Linked DNA regions of Homo sapiens: all the other regions are linked to region 1. The links are chromatin contacts, found by Hi-C or POLR2A ChIA-PET in ENCODE. All regions are on one chromosome and are shown on one strand. Each heading gives the region's core, a stretch centred on a gene start or an enhancer-like site at or near the end of the contact. The rest is flanking DNA. Distances are from core to core; before and after follow the strand shown. Region 1 overlaps LOC153910 (a long non-coding RNA gene). Region 2 overlaps HIVEP2 (HIVEP zinc finger 2). Region 3 overlaps HIVEP2-DT (HIVEP2 divergent transcript).

The links. A loop is a pair of places that touch in the nucleus more often than their neighbours do. ChIA-PET counts read pairs that join two places held with the same protein, here RNA polymerase II (POLR2A). Pooled maps may share reads with other maps.
Region 2: a loop to region 1 is called in a map of naive thymus-derived CD4-positive, alpha-beta T cell, with 3 times the contacts of the local background. The contact joins two enhancer-like sites. A Hi-C loop is called at or near these places in 1 of 168 maps with a recorded cell type or tissue (naive thymus-derived CD4-positive, alpha-beta T cell), 2 of 37 single-sample maps with no recorded cell type and 13 of 50 pooled maps. POLR2A ChIA-PET finds 5 or more read pairs at or near these places in 1 of 52 experiments (CD4-positive, alpha-beta T cell).
Region 3: a loop to region 1 is called in a map of CD8-positive, alpha-beta T cell, with 2.6 times the contacts of the local background. The contact joins two enhancer-like sites. A Hi-C loop is called at or near these places in 5 of 168 maps with a recorded cell type or tissue (CD4-positive, alpha-beta T cell, CD4-positive, alpha-beta memory T cell, CD8-positive, alpha-beta T cell and 2 more), 1 of 37 single-sample maps with no recorded cell type and 4 of 50 pooled maps. POLR2A ChIA-PET finds 5 or more read pairs at or near these places in 1 of 52 experiments (CD4-positive, alpha-beta T cell).

What each region holds. Positions count from the first base shown.
Region 1 is chr6:142,568,348-142,571,707 of GRCh38, forward strand. The region is part of intron 1 of LOC153910 (a long non-coding RNA gene); the gene reads right to left. Among named protein-coding and RNA genes, the nearest start is that of ADGRG6, 270 kb to the left of the region's middle. Within about 2 kb of position 1,949, at least 2 of the 41 ENCODE cell types and tissues checked have a DNase peak (open chromatin) inside an H3K27ac peak, as active enhancers do.
Region 2 is chr6:142,841,183-142,844,307 of GRCh38, forward strand. The region is part of intron 1 of HIVEP2 (HIVEP zinc finger 2); the gene reads right to left. Among named protein-coding and RNA genes, the nearest start is that of HIVEP2, 100 kb to the right of the region's middle. RefSeq lists an enhancer at 2,024-2,313. Within about 2 kb of position 1,754, at least 12 of the 41 ENCODE cell types and tissues checked have a DNase peak (open chromatin) inside an H3K27ac peak, as active enhancers do.
Region 3 is chr6:142,958,636-142,961,695 of GRCh38, forward strand. HIVEP2-DT (HIVEP2 divergent transcript) reads left to right here. Exons shown (of 3, transcript XR_001744397.3): 3 at 1-3,060. Among named protein-coding and RNA genes, the nearest start is that of HIVEP2-DT, 14 kb to the left of the region's middle. Within about 2 kb of position 1,641, at least 2 of the 41 ENCODE cell types and tissues checked have a DNase peak (open chromatin) inside an H3K27ac peak, as active enhancers do.

The DNA of each region.
Region 1 (3,360 bases), core at 699-3,198:
GCTCCATGACCACAGACTGTGTCCTAGCTGTTCAGAAATCCTATTCAAAAGCCACAAGGGGGACCAAGCAAGAGGGTATGGATGATACATTAACTCAAATCCATCTCTACTATTGAAACGACCATGCCGGAAATATCCCTTCCTGATCATAAGGCACTGGTATCATGAGAAATATCACATCAGTGGATATGCAGGTCAGCATTGCACTATGTGTATAGGGGAGTCTAGAGAGCACCTCTTTCCATTCTTGTAGATTCCAACCAAATTATTCCTCCCTGTAAATTTCTCTGTTCCCAGCATCATTTCAATCTCTTCCCACATCATTATTTTATCCTTAGATACCTGATTTAGATTCATGTATCTATCACTAAATACAGTAGAGGTGCTCTTGAAGAAGTTTATGAAAAGATGGGTTTTTGTGCTTTGTTTTTTGGGAGGTTTTTACTTTCTTTGTATAAATCAAATCAAATTGTTGAATATGTCTTTGCTCATGATTCTATGAAATTTTGAGTTCATAAAGAAAATAAAATTTATCACCAGCAGATAACCTGCATAGCACACAGGACTTTGTTGAAGGGTATTTATTCAGTACAGCCCAGTGAGAGGACTCTTGGTCAGTGGAACTATAAATGCGTTATCCACAGGCAAGGCTATTCCTCTTTCAGTTGAAGGACTCTTTATGAGATCATCTGAATTCCTTTTTAAATTAAGCTCCATGCTCACCAAAGAAACATTCTGATTATGATCTTGCTCCTTACATAACTTAGCAACAGGGAGGAAATGCTGTGAGTTTGCCTCCTGCCTTCTGGAGAAACCTTTTATCTTCATTTCTAGCCAACCACATTATAGTCTTCCTTTGGTTCAGAAAATCTTCCATGGTTTCTTTAATAAAAGTAACATGTAACACTAAATAAAACTTACTTTTTCTGAGCTATGGCTTTAGTTCTCTTTTCTGAGAGTCTGCTTCTGACTCATCAATGGGTATGAATTAGAGTGGCAGAGGGAAAGAGCTAAAGACTGATCAAACCTCCAACCTTACATTTCCCTGAAATTCACAGAAGATGCATAATGAGCTATCACCTTACATATTTTTCACAACTGCTTTTACTCAGAAGTACCAAAATGCAAAGAACTCCTTCTTTCTTACAGGCTGCAGAGCCTCAGAGACCAAATAAACTGTGAGCATTTGAATGACAACTGAAACCTCTTGTGTGCATTTTTATTTATCTAACTCAAGATTTGCTAGAGTTCAAGCAACTATTTAAAGTTCAAAAACCTATGATTAATGTTTAAGTTGCTGATGAGATATTTTTCAGATCCTGATCATTGCTGAGCAATGGCATAACATTAAATGCTGGAGCAGCAAGATTTTACTTTCCAAAGGACTGAGCTTACAGAACATGAGAGGGAGGCAGGAAGAGGGAAAGGGTGGAGGAGTCTGAGGCAGCTGAATGATAAGCAAAGAACTCTTTTGTTCTTTTCACACTACGGAATCAAAGCCATTTCAGTTCACTTCCCACACCTGAGATGTTTGTCACTAAGCCATTTCCTTCTCTCTGAAGTGGGTTTAGACAGTCATTTTGCTGTTGTGAAATTCACATCCCTCTTTTCCCAAACCACATCCATGCCTTTCTCAGTTCACCCTCCCCAGAAACACCTACTCTCAGGCAGGATTGGCAGTTTGCAAGTTTAGAGTCTCATAGAAGAGATAGATGACAAATAAAGCTAGAAAAAAAAACTCTTTTCAAGGAAATTGTAAGACCTCTTGAAATACAAAACCTATTTTTCCAGGTTTCTGATTTTAGCCAGTATGAAGATCAATGGAAGCAAACTGCATTACAATAAATGTTGTCAGTCCCACTGATATTCCTTGAAACTGTATGTTCATGGAAGCCCACAGTCTGGCCTTGTTTCAGTGGGATGCTTACCTGAAGTTCACCTCACTACATTCCAGTTACTGAAGCACATGACAAGTTGTGACTTGTGCATAGTTTTCCCCTGAGTTTTGAAAAGTAGAAAGCTGTTATTTAGCTTTGTGGTTTGTTGGGGTTTAAATTTCTGTTGCTATTGCAGCTGTCTTAGCAGTGCAAATCCCAAAGCAAAGAATGATGTGAAAAATTTTGCTCATTTTGAAAGTGTTAGAGAATTTTTTTTAACTTTGACTCCTTGAATTCTCCAGGAAATGATGTCAATCAGTTTAAACAAACAGCACTTTCCACAGAGCTCCCAGGCAAAGTCACATGGTGTTCTGTGTGCTTGGAGCTCACCAGGTTGGTATTATGAGAGGGGACAAGTCAATTGGTAAGTTATAGCAAGGAGGAAAGTTTGAAAAACTTGGAGGATGGATGAGTTCCTGAGTGATTACCTAATTCATTCTCTTGACCACAAACAGTTCTATTGATGAACCTTTCCCAAGAGATGGCTTTCTATTGTGTTTTCAAATATTTTTAGAGGGGAAGCTCTGCTCTGCAGGTTAGATAAAATGGGTAAACTGTCAACTCTAAGGTGGGCTGTAAGTAGGACTAAAGACATCTGCTTCTTGTCTGTGGCAAAATCCTAGATTTGGATAGATCAAATTTGGATAGATCACATGCAAGAATATATAAACAAACAAACCTTTAGAGAAACAACACTGAACTAGAAGGGAATGTAAACCTATTTCCAAAGATTCTGAGAAAAATCTTGTATTTGAAAAATAACTTTAAATCAGAAAGAAAAAATTTATGATGACATTTTCTTAATGTCATTAAAGGAAGCAGGACTACATGGCAACTATGAAAAAAGAGCATAAAATTACAGGGAGAAAATTCATTAAGATGAAGACAGAGATAAAGAAAGAAGCATTCTTAAATTTAAAATGTAAAAAGTTCTGTAATCATACAGAATTGAAATGAATATGTGAATTGGAGGCATTAATGAATAGAATTGACAATGCATAAAATGAATTGGTCCTGTGGAATAGTAACTTAAATATCTCCCAGAGCGTCAAGTAAAACATAAAAGAGTTCAAATTGCCAAGAGTGAAGATGATTGATGATCAACATGGGTAGCCAAGGAAAGAAAATCATAAAATAATAGATGTTCCAGAAAAAAGATATGTGACTGATGAGAATAAAACAGAAACTAAAGATTCAATAAAACGAGATAAATATTAAGAAAGATCAAAAAGGAGTAGCATAAAACAAAATAGCAGAAGAAAAAGCAGGTAAATTAGTTAAGACAATAATGAAAGTAAACAGGAAAAAATTTGTTTCCAAAGGGCAAATACCCAGAGTAAACATAAAACTACCTGGGCTATCAGACTCCTAATATATAAATCAAAAGGACAAAGAAACATCAAATCTAAAAGAATAAAGAGTA
Region 2 (3,125 bases), core at 504-3,003, 270 kb after region 1:
TAGATCCATAGCATAAGGTATGTATTCAGATAGTTCTGACCAATTCCAAATTATCCATAATACTATTTACTAAGTTTTCCTTCCTCACACATCTTTCTATAAGCTTGCTTTATTATGTTGTATTATAATTTGTCTATTTCTGGGCTCACCCTTTAGTTACATCAATCCACATATTTAAAATGGAACTTTTGTTCAGACTGCCAGTATGATGTGACTGGCATTGTGTTAGGTCGTTTTCATGTGCATAATCACATGAACTTTGTGTGTGTGTGTGTTAGTTTTAATTACTGTTGTTTCGTAGTATGTTCAAATCCATGGTAGAGCTAGAAACTACTCTTCATTTTCTTTTTTCAAATGTTCATCGATATTTTCTTTTCTGCATGAGTATATGTGGGAAATTTTCACCCATTTTTTCAGATTATATTATTTAATTAAGTGTACTGTTTGCCCTCCATATTCAGTCATACTCAGAATATTCCCATTAGCAGTCTGATTAAAATTGAGTTGAATTATATACATATGCATCTTTTCAACATTTTGTTGTCCCATGTTTAAAAAAATTGCATATTATTATGAATCTCTACATATACGACATTTTAACATTTATATTCAATAGACATTTATATTCTGCAAGTCTCCTGATTCTCTGTCTTTCCTCATTTCCATTTCACTTGCTTGGAAATACTTCATTCTTCATGTCCAGCAATTAAATTGTGTGAATTCCTCACAAGGTTCCCTAAATCACTTCCTTTACATGCCGGAAAATGCTGATTAAATAGAAGACAAGTACTTAAAATCCTATCTTAAATAAAATATCTTCATTTCCTTGACCAAAATGAAATTAAAACTGCATGTAAACAATATCACCACCACAAAATAATATCTCATGTAACCATTCTATTCCTTAGAATATTTACATGACAAAGCCCTGAGTTCCTTTAAAACACAGCTGAATGGCTTCAGCTAGCTAGAGCCCTCCTCCTTCCCTTCCACCCACCATTGTCTCTTATTTCTGCTATCTGTGAAACAGTTCTGAGTTCAAAGATAGAGAAAAAGTGCAGAAATACAAATCACTTAAAATTATAAATAAAATATGTTAAACCTAAGTTTGACTGAAAATAGTCTAAATTTTGTTGTGCATGTTAACTAAATCCACGTGTTATCTTCCTTGATTTCACAAAGCTAGGTACTCTCAAGGAATCTTATGGTTTACATAACCGATATGGTACATGAAGAATTCTAGACTCTGTACTGAAAGGGAAGAGAAGGACAAAAAGAAAAAATGGGAAGAAAAAAAAGACCTGAACGTCTGTGTGTAGATAGGCAAATAAGAACTGAAACTGTTTGCCATCCGCACTTTGAAAGTCACACTATGTGTCAAGTTTGTCAAGTCGAGTGAAAGAAGGAGTGATGTGCTTCTCCACTTTCCTGAAGAACCACGTAGAAAATGTGGCAAATATTTAATTTAAGCCTTGTTTCCTGAAAGACTGCAAGATGCCCACAAATTTTCTTTCCCAGAGTTCAAAATAGCAAGCTGAGTGGGTGTAAGCACTTTAAGTGAAAAAAAAAAAGTAACTAAGGAAAAGGAAATCGTACTTTCTGCTTCTTAGTATAAGATTTTTTTTTAAAGGCCATTTAAAGAGATATTAGTGATTAGGATCTGGTGGTTGTCTTGAATCAGAATACAAATACAGTCCTGGTGACCTCAGACAGAGCCCCCTGGCCACATTTAAACATGATTCATTCTGTGTAAAGATGAAACTGACAACATCGTAGTTACAGTAAGAGCAAGCTGTTGTCTGCTACGATCAGATACCTAAATCACAACAGGAAAACACTTGCACGAAGGGAAAGCTGAATGTCTATAGGGCCTCTACCCTTTCCCAAGAGAGGGACCTTCCTCAGCAGTGCTTTATAATATTTTCACATGTAGATGAGTCACCAGGGGAGCTTGTTAAAAATATGGGTTCTGATTCCGAAAGTCTACGTGGAACCCCAAAGTTCCCAGGTGATAAGTTCGCTGGTCTACACTTTGAGAAGCAAGACTGTAGTCTGTAACAATAGTTTCCTAATAGCCAGACACCAGAAATCACAATCAACCAATTAAGAACACTTACTAGTTACCTGTGCCAGTTGTTATAATAAAGTACATAACAGGTGACTGAGCTAATACAGAAAAAAAGTATGTTTTAAAAAAATAAAAGCTAAATGTGTGAAAAAGACTCTAAGGATAATAGGAGTTGAGAACAGGAAGAGTTCTGTGGGGACTAGAGTGGTCGCAAATGGCTTCATAGAGCAAGCTGGACGTGTGCAGCCCCAAGTTAAGGGAAGGGGTGGATGTAGAGAAAGAAAGAGCAGGCCACCACTAAGGGCAATTCTAGAAGGGAGAGCCTAGAGTTCCCACAAGAGAAAGCTACGGTGAGCCTGCTTTGTGGTTATAGATATTATCATTGGAAGCTTTTAATCAGAATTCACTTTGAACCAGGTGAAAGGAAACTCTGGCCTTGTTTAAAATTTGTCGGTTTGGAAATTATAATTCTATTCCAGGACAGGAAAGAATGGGTAGTTTTGCCTTAGTCTTATGCAAATTTTCTCCATTGGCAGCAGCAATAGTGTTATGAATGACATTTTAGGTTTGAGCCTGGGAGCACAAAATTACCATTTTTGTACATATATTTATGCATATGTATGCCTTTGGTTAACATATGTCTTTAATGATTAAGACTTTCAGAGCATTAGAATCATAACTTTTCACTACAATAGATTTAATAATCTTCTGTTACTTCGAGTACTTGAATTTTACTTTTATTATAAAAAGAATTTTTTTCTCCTGTAACATACTTTCGGATGGCACATACCCACACAACACCCTCAACTCCAGCAATATTCTTCCATTCTTCTCTTTCCTCCCACACTGGCTGACAATGGGAAGAAAACATATCCAGAAACAGAATGAAATTATTAATGAATTATACCTTATGTGTTTTTTTTAATCTTAAAAGAGTTTTTCCTACCAACCCACAATACGTTGGGTATTGCACAATGGATTCAACAGAAAAGCAACTGAGGATTCCACAGGTCAATACAAACATAAACATTCAATCTCTAAACTTTTTTTTTTTAAT
Region 3 (3,060 bases), core at 391-2,890, 390 kb after region 1:
GGTTCAAGGCAGACTCATTTTCTTAGTTTGTGCAGCAAAAAAATTGTCATGATCGAAGTTGTTTTTATTTTGGATCTCAATCCTGAAGGATGCAATTCCTATACTTACCAAGAATGTTTCCATCTGTTTTAAATTATTTCACTCCTTTTACAAACTGGCAATAATTTTAACACCTTTTATTTTCAGTGAAAATAATTCGAGAATGAAGCTGAGAATGATACATAAGCCTAGAGTTTTAACTCAGTGAAGTAATATGATTCTGACAGTTCTTTATTTTTTCCACATTGTGTTAGATTCCTAGTAAAAAGGGAAGATGAATCTTATTGCTTTCAAAAACCTGACAATATGGTATGTAGGACAGAATGAACATACATAGAACAATATCCAATAACACAGATGAAGGTGTCAAAGCCATTGCCAGACAGAGTGGTGCAGATTGTGAGATCAGTTTTCTTGGTAAGTGTTATGGACTGAATGTTGGTATTCTCTAACATTCATAGATTATAATCTAATCCCCAATGTGATGGTAGCACTATCTGGGGGTGAGACCTTTGGGAAGTAAAGGTCTTTTTCTCTCCACACCTGACCAAAAGTAGGAGCTCAACAAATGTATGTGCACTGAAATGGAATGGGGGCAAACAGCCTGGTGGTATAGTACAAAGCAAAATTTGGTTATGGTAGGAGCAGTACAGATACATCTGGATCACAATCTAAATTCTCTCCAGGGACCAAATACATAGATTTACCCCTTGGGTTATTGGTCTGGTAGACTCTTAATTTTTAATAGGGTTTATATAATCTAGACTTCTTATAACCTCTGCCCCACTGGATATAGGTATTACTCAGTTGAAGTTAAAAATTGAATATAGGATTATATGCAATGCTTTATCTATAACTTTCTTGTAAGGATAAACTCAGTACATCTCTGGTTTTCTAATATTTTGGAGGAAATGTTACAAATAGGTAAGGAAAGTTTGAGCCTCATTTACGCATGAGGGTGGACCCCTCCTGAATGAGATTAATGTCCTTATAAGAAAAGGCCAGAGAGCTAGCTCACTCTCTTTCAGCATGTGAGGACACAAGAAGCCCAGAGTCTGCAACCTGAAAGAGGGCCCTCACTAGAACCCAATCATGCTGACGCTGTGATCTTGGACTTTCAGGCTCCAGAACTGTGAGAAATAAATTTCTGTTGTTTATAAGCCATCCATTTCATGACAATTTGTTATAGTGGCCTGAACAAAGACAATAGGTATAAAAGAGAATTGATAAAGATGAAATTTAGGAATACAATTAGAAGTGAAATGCAAATAACAAGAGGGTGACCCCGGAGTAGAAAAGTGTCTGTGTCTGGTAGATTTGAATAGTTTACAAATGCCAAGCCTGTGCAAAATAGGAGTTACCAATATTAATGGCTGCATCATTACAAGGTGTATCCAAAAGACACTTAAGATTAAGTCTGTGTTTGTCAGTGGGGAGGTGAGAGTAGGAAATGTTAAATAACCTGCCCTTTGTCACTCAGCCAACAAGTAAGAGAGCAGGGAATCAAGTTCAGATCTAAGTCCTCTAAAGTTATTCCCCAAACTCCTCACAGCTTCACTTAATAACCATTTCCTGCTTTGGTTGACTTTACAAAGATGACCATACATTTGAGAGCAAAAGGGGAAGCTATGAATCATTACATCTGGACAAATGGCATGAATCAAGATCATCCACTGCCAACTAGAGTGTATGTTCATCTTCTGTCTATATATCTTCATTCCCAGACATCTACCAGACATCCAGTGACTTATCTGAGAAGTACACTTGGAGGTCAGTTTCTTGGAGTAAATTGATCAAAGTGTTAAAATTCTGGAAAGTTATTGTATTTTAAAATAGTTCACACAAAAAAATAGTACAATGAAATGAATCACTATTAGTGGAATTTCAGGCCCTCAGGTACCTGATAATAAGAACTCTTTCAAAACAACATAACTTTCCTGGTACCTGTCAAATCACAATTTCTATATGAGATATGGCCAGCTGGGTATTCAAGGATAATTGGTCAGCTACTGTGATGATTAATATGGAGTGTCAACTTGTTTGCATTGAAGGATGCAAAGTATTGTTCCTGGGTTTGTCTGTGAGGGTTGTATTAGTCTGTTTTCATGACACTGATAAAGACATATCTGAGACTGGGCAATTTACAAAAGAAAGAGGTTTATTGGACTTTCAGTTCCACATGGCTGGGGAGGCCTCACAATCATGGTGGAAGGTGAAAAGCACATCTCACATGGCGGCAGACAAAAGCAGAGAGCTTGTGCAGGGAAACTCTCATTTTGAAAACCATCATATCTCATGACACTTATTCACTATCATGAGAACATCATGGGAAAGACCTGCTCCCATGATTCAATTACCTCCCACTGGGTCACTCCTACAACACGTGGGAATTCAAGATAACATTTGGGTGAGGATACAGCCAAATCATATCAAGGGTGCTGCCAAAGGAGATTAACATTTGAGTCAGTAGACTGGAAGAGGCAGACCCACCCTCAATCTGAGTGGTTACCATCTAAGCATCTGCCAATGCAGCTAGAATAAAGCAAGCAGAAGAAAGTGGAATGAGAAGACTTGCTGAGTCTTCTGGTCATCATCTTTTCCCCATGCTGGATGCTTCTTGCCCTTGAACATCAGACTCCAAGTTCTTCAGCTTTCAGACTCTTGGACTTAGAGCAGTGGTTTGCTAGGGGCCCTCAGGCCTTCAGCCACAGACTGAAGCCTGCACTGTCGACTTCCCTACTTTTGAGGTTTTGGTACTTGGATTGGCTTCCTTGCTCCTCAGCTTACAGCTGGCCTATTATGGGACTTCACCCTGTGATCGTGAGTCAATTATCCTAATAAACTCCCCTTCATATATACATATATATTATTAGTTCTTACCTCTAGCGAACCCTGACTAATACAGATTTCTAGATGTACAGATGGATTGAGAGGCAAACACTCTAAATTAACAAGGCAGAAATGAAAGAGCTGTTCTGCCCAAGATCTTCAGCACTGCTCAGACCTCTATAAGAATTTCTT